2 separate regions of the Homo sapiens genome follow, and region 2 is linked to region 1. Evidence: chromatin contacts called from ENCODE Hi-C or POLR2A ChIA-PET data. All regions are on one chromosome and are shown on one strand. The core of a region is the stretch at or near the end of the contact, and the rest is flanking DNA. Distances in the headings are between cores, read along the strand shown.

Region 1 (3,618 bases), core at 250-2,749:
GGTGGAGGTTGCAGTGAACTGAGATTGCACCACTGCACTCTAGCCTGGGAGGGAGAGTGAGAATCTGTCTCAAAAAAAAAAAAGCTTTTTCTCCCCCAGACAAAAACCTTATTGTCTTTAGATGAGCCCAAAGAGTTAAAGAAAATTGTCTGTATTGATACACGAATATACATATATGCATACATAAAAAGAGAAAAGGAAATACTTTCATATCATCCAGCAGTTTTTTTCTGGGTGGTAATTTTATGACTATTTTTTCTTTTTTTGGTGGGGGGAAGGGTGAGTTATTTTCTATCTTTTTAAAAACAGTGAACAGTATTACTTTAATCAGAAAAGGAGTTATTAAGATATAGTGCTCTGGTTGAAACATATGGATAAACAATATTTAAATACAGTATTATTATTTACCTAAAGTGTTATTTACTTTTTATAGCTTAAGTTTGGAAATGCATGCATTTAGTGTATATTAGCCCTTCCCCTGCTTTCTTCTAGCTTTTAAAATTTGTAATTTTTACCAGAGTTACACAGGCATAGAGTTTCAAGAATCCAATATTTCTACATGACTGCAGTCTCCGACACCGTCACCGTTAGCCCCCTGCTGCCCCGGTGGCAGCCACTTTAAAATCTTAGCTGATTCTTTTGATATTTACTTCCACATTTGATAGTAACCTGTATGTTTTACTACCTTTTGGACATCATCTGTTAACTTATCACCATGTAAGATGAAGATTTGGTTCTCTTTTCCTTTCCCTTCTCATCCTTGTTTTTTTTTTTTTTTTCTTCTTTTTTTTTGAGGAAGAAAAATCCTGTCTTCTCTGAAAATCTTGGGTGTCAGGCCTTATCCGAGAGGGACAAGGTTTCCTTATTTGGAATAATATGTGCATTCTTTGGCCTTTTGTGATTTTGCCAATAAGACTTTTAAAGTCTGCTCCAAAACTCTAAGTTATTGGCTTGAACTGGGCCATGTGTTGCTATGAGCTCTGTAGACCAAATAAAACCAGGGGATTGTCAGAATCTGGATTGAATTTAAGGCATCTCCTGGAGGTTGTTTTTTGGACCAAATTACAGATTACCAATTATTTTATCCTTTGCTTTGGTCATAAAAGTAAGAGTGTAGAGAAAATATACAACCCTAGTTCATTGTTTGCTGGCCTCTGGAAAACTTGGGGCAAGGGGGCGGTCCTAGAAGGTACCTTCCTTGAGCTCTCAGTTTCAGGAAACTCTCAAAAGACGGCTTCTGTTCATATTTGGTGATGTACAGGGTTTGTGAGGCAGTGTGTGGGGGACCCAGCTGGATTTGTATAAAGTCCCAAGAAGTGCTCCTTTTCCAGAAGGGCTGCTACAATCCAATCTCAGGAACGTGGACTGTTATCTGAGTTCTGACAGTTTCACTTTGTTCCCAGGGCCACCCCCAGTCACCTCCAAATTCTTTGTATAATTCCAGAGGCCATTCCTCTGGGCTTATCCTGCTTCCTCCACGCTGGTGAATAACTCCCACCTCCTGCCCTTTGTCTCTCTATTTATGGCCCTTCTGAGTTCTGGAGAAGACTTCACTGGGACTTACGTCAGTGAGCTTAACATCTTTCTCATTAATGAGGAATGAGAGAGAAGGCAACAGGACAATGCCCCCATGGCTTCCACTGTAAGAAAGTTGAAGACTGTGAATCTTAAAGTTATTAGAGCAGTTGGAAGCCACACGGTTTTAACAGTTCTACTTGTGTACCTCTGGCAATGAGGAACTCACTCTCTAGGAGCCACTCTTTCCATTGTTGGATAGCTCTTCTCATTGGAAAGCTCTTTCCCGCTGATCTGACATTCGTGTCTGGAACTTTCATCCATTTCAGAGGATAGGAGCATTCTTGACGGTACAGTTTGTCCAACCAGTCAACACATTACTCTTCCTTTTGTTCTGACATAAGTGGTATAAAATGAGGTAATAGATGCATTTTGAAAAAAGTAATGGCACTATACAAATGCAAGAAATGTTATTGATAGGCTTTTATGGCTTAGATGAGTCTGACTTGAACTTTCAGCATCATATACTCCATTAGTCGAGAACATTGCAGTGACCTTTTTTAGGAAGCAGTTTCCTGGAGATTTAATCAGTGTAGAAAAATACCATATTCAGCCTTTATTCCACAAAAGTGTCAAATATTTACATGTCTGAATAGTCTGGGCTGGGTGTGCCGGCTCACACCTGTAATCTCAGCACTTTGGGAGGCTGAGGTATGAGGATTGCTTGAGCCCAGGAGTTCAAGACCAGCTTGGGCAAAATGTTGAGATCCCATCTCTACAAAATACTAAAAAAATTAGCTGGGCGTGGTGTTGCACCCAGAAGTTTGAGGCTGCAGTGAGCTGTGATCATGCCACTGCACTCCAGCCTGGGCGACAGGGTGTGACTCTGTCTCAAAAAAAAAAAAAAAAAAAAAAGTCTGGGCCACTACTCTTTTGGCTTAGATGCCCTTTAATTTCTTCCTTTCGCTTTCCTTTTTTTTTTTTTTTTTTGATAGAGTCTCGCTCTGTCACCCAGGCTGGAGTGCAGTGGTATGATCTTGGCTCATTGCAACCTCTGCCTCCTTGACTCAAGTGATTCTTCTACCTCAGCCTCCCGAGTAGCTGGGATTACAGGCATGTGCCACCACACCTAGCTAATTTTTGTATTTTTAGTAGAGATGGGGTTTCGCCATGTTGGCCAGGCTGCTCGAACTTCTGATCTCAGGTGATCCGCCCTCCTTGACCTCCCAAAGTGCTGCAATTACAGGCGTGAGCCACCGTGCCTGGCTGCCCTTTAATTTCTATGTGTCCCGTTTTGTTTTTCACATATCTCCCTCTATGTGATCATGTGTGTGTGTTTAGTTTTAAAATTCTGTTTTTTTGAGAGAAGAAAGATATTGAGAGCTAACTCTGATACCTTTAAAAATGAAATTCTGAAGTTGAAGATTAAATTACTTATACATTTTATTAATTGATATCTTCCAGGAGGAAAATATCGTGTTTTGTGCAAGGGAAGATCAGGCTCTTTTTGATGAAGGGATAGCAGAATGGTTAAGAACAGGCTTTCTGAGTGGTGGCGGCTCTGTAATCCCAGGGCCTACCCATCCCTCACCTCTAAGTGCCTGTATTCCTTCCCAAGTCCTCACCCACCTGTGACTAGATATGGTTAGGGAGGAGGACCAGTTTTGTAAATACCAGAACAAGTATCTTCTAACTGTATTTGAGTCTTGATAAAGATGAGTCTAACACGCAGCTGTTGGCGGGGAGCAGTGGCTCACGCCTGTAATCCCAGTTCTTTGGGAGGCTGAGGTGGGCAGATCACCTGAGGTCAGGAGTTCGAGACCAGCCTGGCCAACATGGTGAAACCCCGTCTCTACTAAAAATATAAAAATTAGCTGGGCCTGGTGGTGTGTGCCTGTAATCCGAGCTACTTGGGAGGCTGAGGCAGGAGAATCGCTTGAACCCGGGAGGTGGAGGTTGCAGTGAGCCAAGATCATGCCATTGCACTCCAGCCTGGGCGACAGAGGGAGACTCCATCTCAAAACAACAACAAAAAAACCATGCAGCTGTTACACGTTCTCCCACCTGCCCTAGGATTTCTCTTACCTTCGCCCTCAAACGCTT
Region 2 (3,524 bases), core at 1,017-3,516, 34 kb before region 1:
GTGAATAGAGGCTCTGGAGAAGGAAAGCAAAATCCCAACAGGGACAGAAATGAGAGTAGCTGGAGAAAGCTGGAGCTTGGGAGAGCTGAGGGCCTAAGCAGGGTTTGGTGGTTGCTGAAAATCAAGTTGCCAGGCCCATGAACCGAGGCCAAGGCAATGTTAGGCCTTTTAGGACTATTTTGTGTTTGCTTTGCAGGGCCTCTATGTTGGACGTGGTACATTAGTGAGCCAGCAATGGCAGGTGTGAGGGGGCGAGGCCCCCTAGGAACTGGGAAATATTAGTCATGCCTGAGCACTGTTAGAAGATACGGCTTCTCATCAAGACAGCTGCTCCGGGAGGAGGGTCTGCAGCCGCCAGCCTGCATTACAGTTTATGTTCTTGGTTTTGTCTTTAATTATTAAAGGCACGGGCTATTTAAATACTCACCTGAAGCATCATTGTGAGTAATTTTCCCTTCCTGGGGTCAAAGGAGCTCCAGCAGGGAAGGGGTTTGGTGGCCTATGGTTCTGGGTTCTCCAGGTGCTTCCCTCAAGGAATGCAAGGATGTCATGAGGACGTTGTAAGATGCCCTTGACAGTAGGGTGCAGACCTCCCTGGGCTGTCTTGCAGATTGGCATTTATTTTGAGTGAGTCCTTAATTTGAGGAGTATAGGGTGTTCCCTTTTATCATAGGCAAGGAAGAAACAGTGCTGTTAGAAGATGTAAAATATTTAACACTCTCTTTAAAAAATTAACTGTCCAGGAACCTTTGATTGCTGGTGCCTATGGCAACATGCATGGTTTTCAGGAGTGTCTTCTCGGAGTCCCTGGGCTCCTCAGAAGGGGTGATATGGGGGTCCATGGGTTAGGGGTGATGTGAGGGTCCAGTCTTGGGAGGGCTGGCTGGGAGGCCAAGAGCCCACCTGTTCTGCTTGGCTTAGAGGCTGGGCAGTAGCAGGGCTGAGCCACTGCCTCAGAGGGTGGTAGTCGGGGGTGGTCTGTTTTGACAAGTGGAGAGGAGTGAAGGGGAGAAGGAGAGCTCGCCATCCTTCTTGGGCTTGCTGAGTTTATGCATTTGTTTTGTTTTACTGGCCTCTGTTAGTCCCTGGTGCCTACCGTTCTCCGTCCAGCCTCAGGACTTTTGCGCATGTGGTTTCCTTAGCCTGGAATGTAAAGGGAGCCTTCCTTCCTGACCTGGTTCGTGCCTCTTACCCCTCAGATCTCACCTGGAGCGTCATGTTCTGGGGAAATTATCTCTGGCCCTGCTTCCTAGGTGACACTCTCCTGTTTGAGGGCTCTTATGGTTCGGTGGTCTTTGTTACACTTTTTTGGAAAATCATTGTTTGCCCACCCTACCAGCCTGTAGGGTTATGACAACAGTGGCCAGGGCTCTTTCTTGTCACCAGTATGTCCCCAGTACCTAGCACGGGCCTGGCCTACAGAGGGGCCCCACTATCTGTTAAGTAAATTAATTCATTTTTTCATTTATTATGTTTTGGGTTCGGTAGAGATCCTGGGAATACAACGAGAATGAAACACCCCTGCTGTCCTCACCGAGCTCCTAAACTAGAGCAGTAGATAAGCAGTGCTCAAGATAGCCATTGAGGGCAGGAAGAAAGCTTTATCAGTTGGAGTTCTGTTTATGCTTTAACTAAAGGAAAGACTTAGCTTTCCTATTTATAGGAGTACAGATTTATAATTACTTTGTAAGTATCCTCAAAACTATTTCACAAATAGGAAGGTGTGATCAAAAAGTTTGGAGACTACTGGTCTGAAGGGAGAGGTAGGAAAATGAAAGGGTTTTTTTGTTTGTTTGTTTTTTGTTTTGTTTTGTTTTGTTTTTTGAGACAGAGTTTCTCTCTTGTTGCCCAGGCTGGAGTACAATGGTGCGATCTTAGCTCACTGCAACCTTCGCCTCCCAGGTTCAAGTGATTCTCCTGGCTCAGCCTCCTGAGTAGCTAGGATTATAGTCGAAAGGGTTTTTATGCCAAAGTGTGATGAACAATATGTTAGGGCAAGTACAGGGTGCCATGAGGGCATGTGGGTTGGGGGGTGAGCTGGAATCCAACCAGAGGACAGAGGGACCGGCACATGCAAGGGCAGGCTTAGTGGATTGGGAGAAGGGCACATACTTTAGTAAGGCAGGAGGAGGGCTTGCTACTGGGATTGGGAGGGGTTAAGAGTTAGGATTACTAAGAGAGATGAGACTGGGCCCCTGCCTGCAGCATGGGCATAGTCTAGCAGTGGTGCAAATGTGCCTTAGGAGAGACACAGCATGAGGAATACTTGGCATTCAGAAGAGGGTATATATTTTGCTTAGCAGGGATCGGGCCTGGTCATGCTTTAAAAATGGAACATGCTCAAGATCACAGAGGCCCCTCTCTTCATTGTAGAAGGGGAAGAGGAGGGTGCTGGAGGTTGACTTCAAGGCTCTTTAAAGCCCATCTCAGGAGAATGACATTCTCCTTGGTCTCCTGCTACCCAGTGGGATTTTTATCCTAATGTGATTTAGACCCCTCCTCAGGTTTTATTCTGCAGGTTACAACATTGTATAGGAACAAGAAAATGGCGTATGGTATATGTAAATAAGCATATTTGGTGTGTTTACTTACCTGTGTAATCACGCACACTCCCTTCTTTTCTTTGTTTGTTTTCAAGTCCCAGGGCTTGAAGTAATTACGTAATTAGAATCCACAAAGAGTATGGCGAGATAAGGTGTAATTAAAGAGGAAAGCCTAATTTTGGAAGAATGATAAGAGGTCATTTGACTCAGTCTGGGCCCAAATCCAATCTTGGAAGAACAGTGAGAGGTCATTTGGATGTAGGCAGCTTGAGGCCACCCAGGAGCCCAGACTGGCCTCAGAATTGGACAGATTCTGTTTCAGTTCACTGTGAAAGCCACTCATTGAGCATCCTCTTGGTATAGGGTATTGTGGGAGGCCCAGCTATGAGTAAGGAACAGAAGTCCTAGATCTCAGGGAGGACATGGGGAAATAGGGCCTGAGAGTAAAGTGGAGAGATGGCTCCTGGGGACAGGGTGGGGGGCGGTGTGGGGAAGGATTCACAGAACAGGTAGCATTTAACTTGTGCTTTGAAATGTAAGGAGGGTTTCAAGAACATGGACAAGAACTTTCTGGGTCTATTGGAGACACTCAGATAATATTTGTGGGATGAATGCCAGGCTGAGGTTGGAGGCAGAAGGAACATGGCCATATTGGTGGATGGTCATTTTGCAGTTTGGTGATGAGGTCAAGCTTGTACAGCTCAGACAGTGTAGTGACAACTCACAGCCAGGAGGCCAACAGGCTTAGGCCCTGAGTGTGTAGTGAGGATTGTGTGCAGAGGAGTCAGAGAGCACTGCGGGGGTCATGGGAGGCCTCCTTGTGGAGGGAAACTTGGACAGAGCCTTGAAGGACCAATAGGAGGGAGGAAAGGGGAGAAGGAAGGACCCTCCAAAGGAAGGGAATGACATGGGTACCTAGAGAGGGATTAGAGAGGAGATAATCCCCGCAAGAGGGGAGGGGTACATAGGGGAGCAGGGTGA

The links. Hi-C counts contacts between places; a loop is a spot of excess contacts on that map. ChIA-PET counts read pairs that join two places held with the same protein, here RNA polymerase II (POLR2A). Pooled maps may share reads with other maps.
Region 2: a loop to region 1 is called in a map of heart right ventricle, with 6 times the contacts of the local background. The contact joins two enhancer-like sites. A Hi-C loop is called at or near these places in 24 of 168 maps with a recorded cell type or tissue (Right ventricle myocardium inferior, aorta, ascending aorta and 12 more) and 6 of 50 pooled maps. POLR2A ChIA-PET finds 5 or more read pairs at or near these places in 4 of 52 experiments (A673, H1, K562 and 1 more).

The regions. Positions count from the first base shown.
Region 1 is chr10:95,506,795-95,510,412 of GRCh38, reverse strand. All of the region lies in intron 1 of SORBS1 (sorbin and SH3 domain containing 1), which reads left to right. Among named protein-coding and RNA genes, the nearest start is that of SORBS1, 53 kb to the left of the region's middle. RefSeq lists an enhancer at 828-2,454. Within about 2 kb of position 1,499, at least 6 of the 41 ENCODE cell types and tissues checked have a DNase peak (open chromatin) inside an H3K27ac peak, as active enhancers do; they include heart right ventricle, where a contact is called at or near this core.
Region 2 is chr10:95,541,700-95,545,223 of GRCh38, reverse strand. The region is part of intron 1 of SORBS1 (sorbin and SH3 domain containing 1); the gene reads left to right. Among named protein-coding and RNA genes, the nearest start is that of SORBS1, 18 kb to the left of the region's middle. Within about 2 kb of position 2,266, at least 3 of the 41 ENCODE cell types and tissues checked have a DNase peak (open chromatin) inside an H3K27ac peak, as active enhancers do; they include heart right ventricle, where a contact is called at or near this core.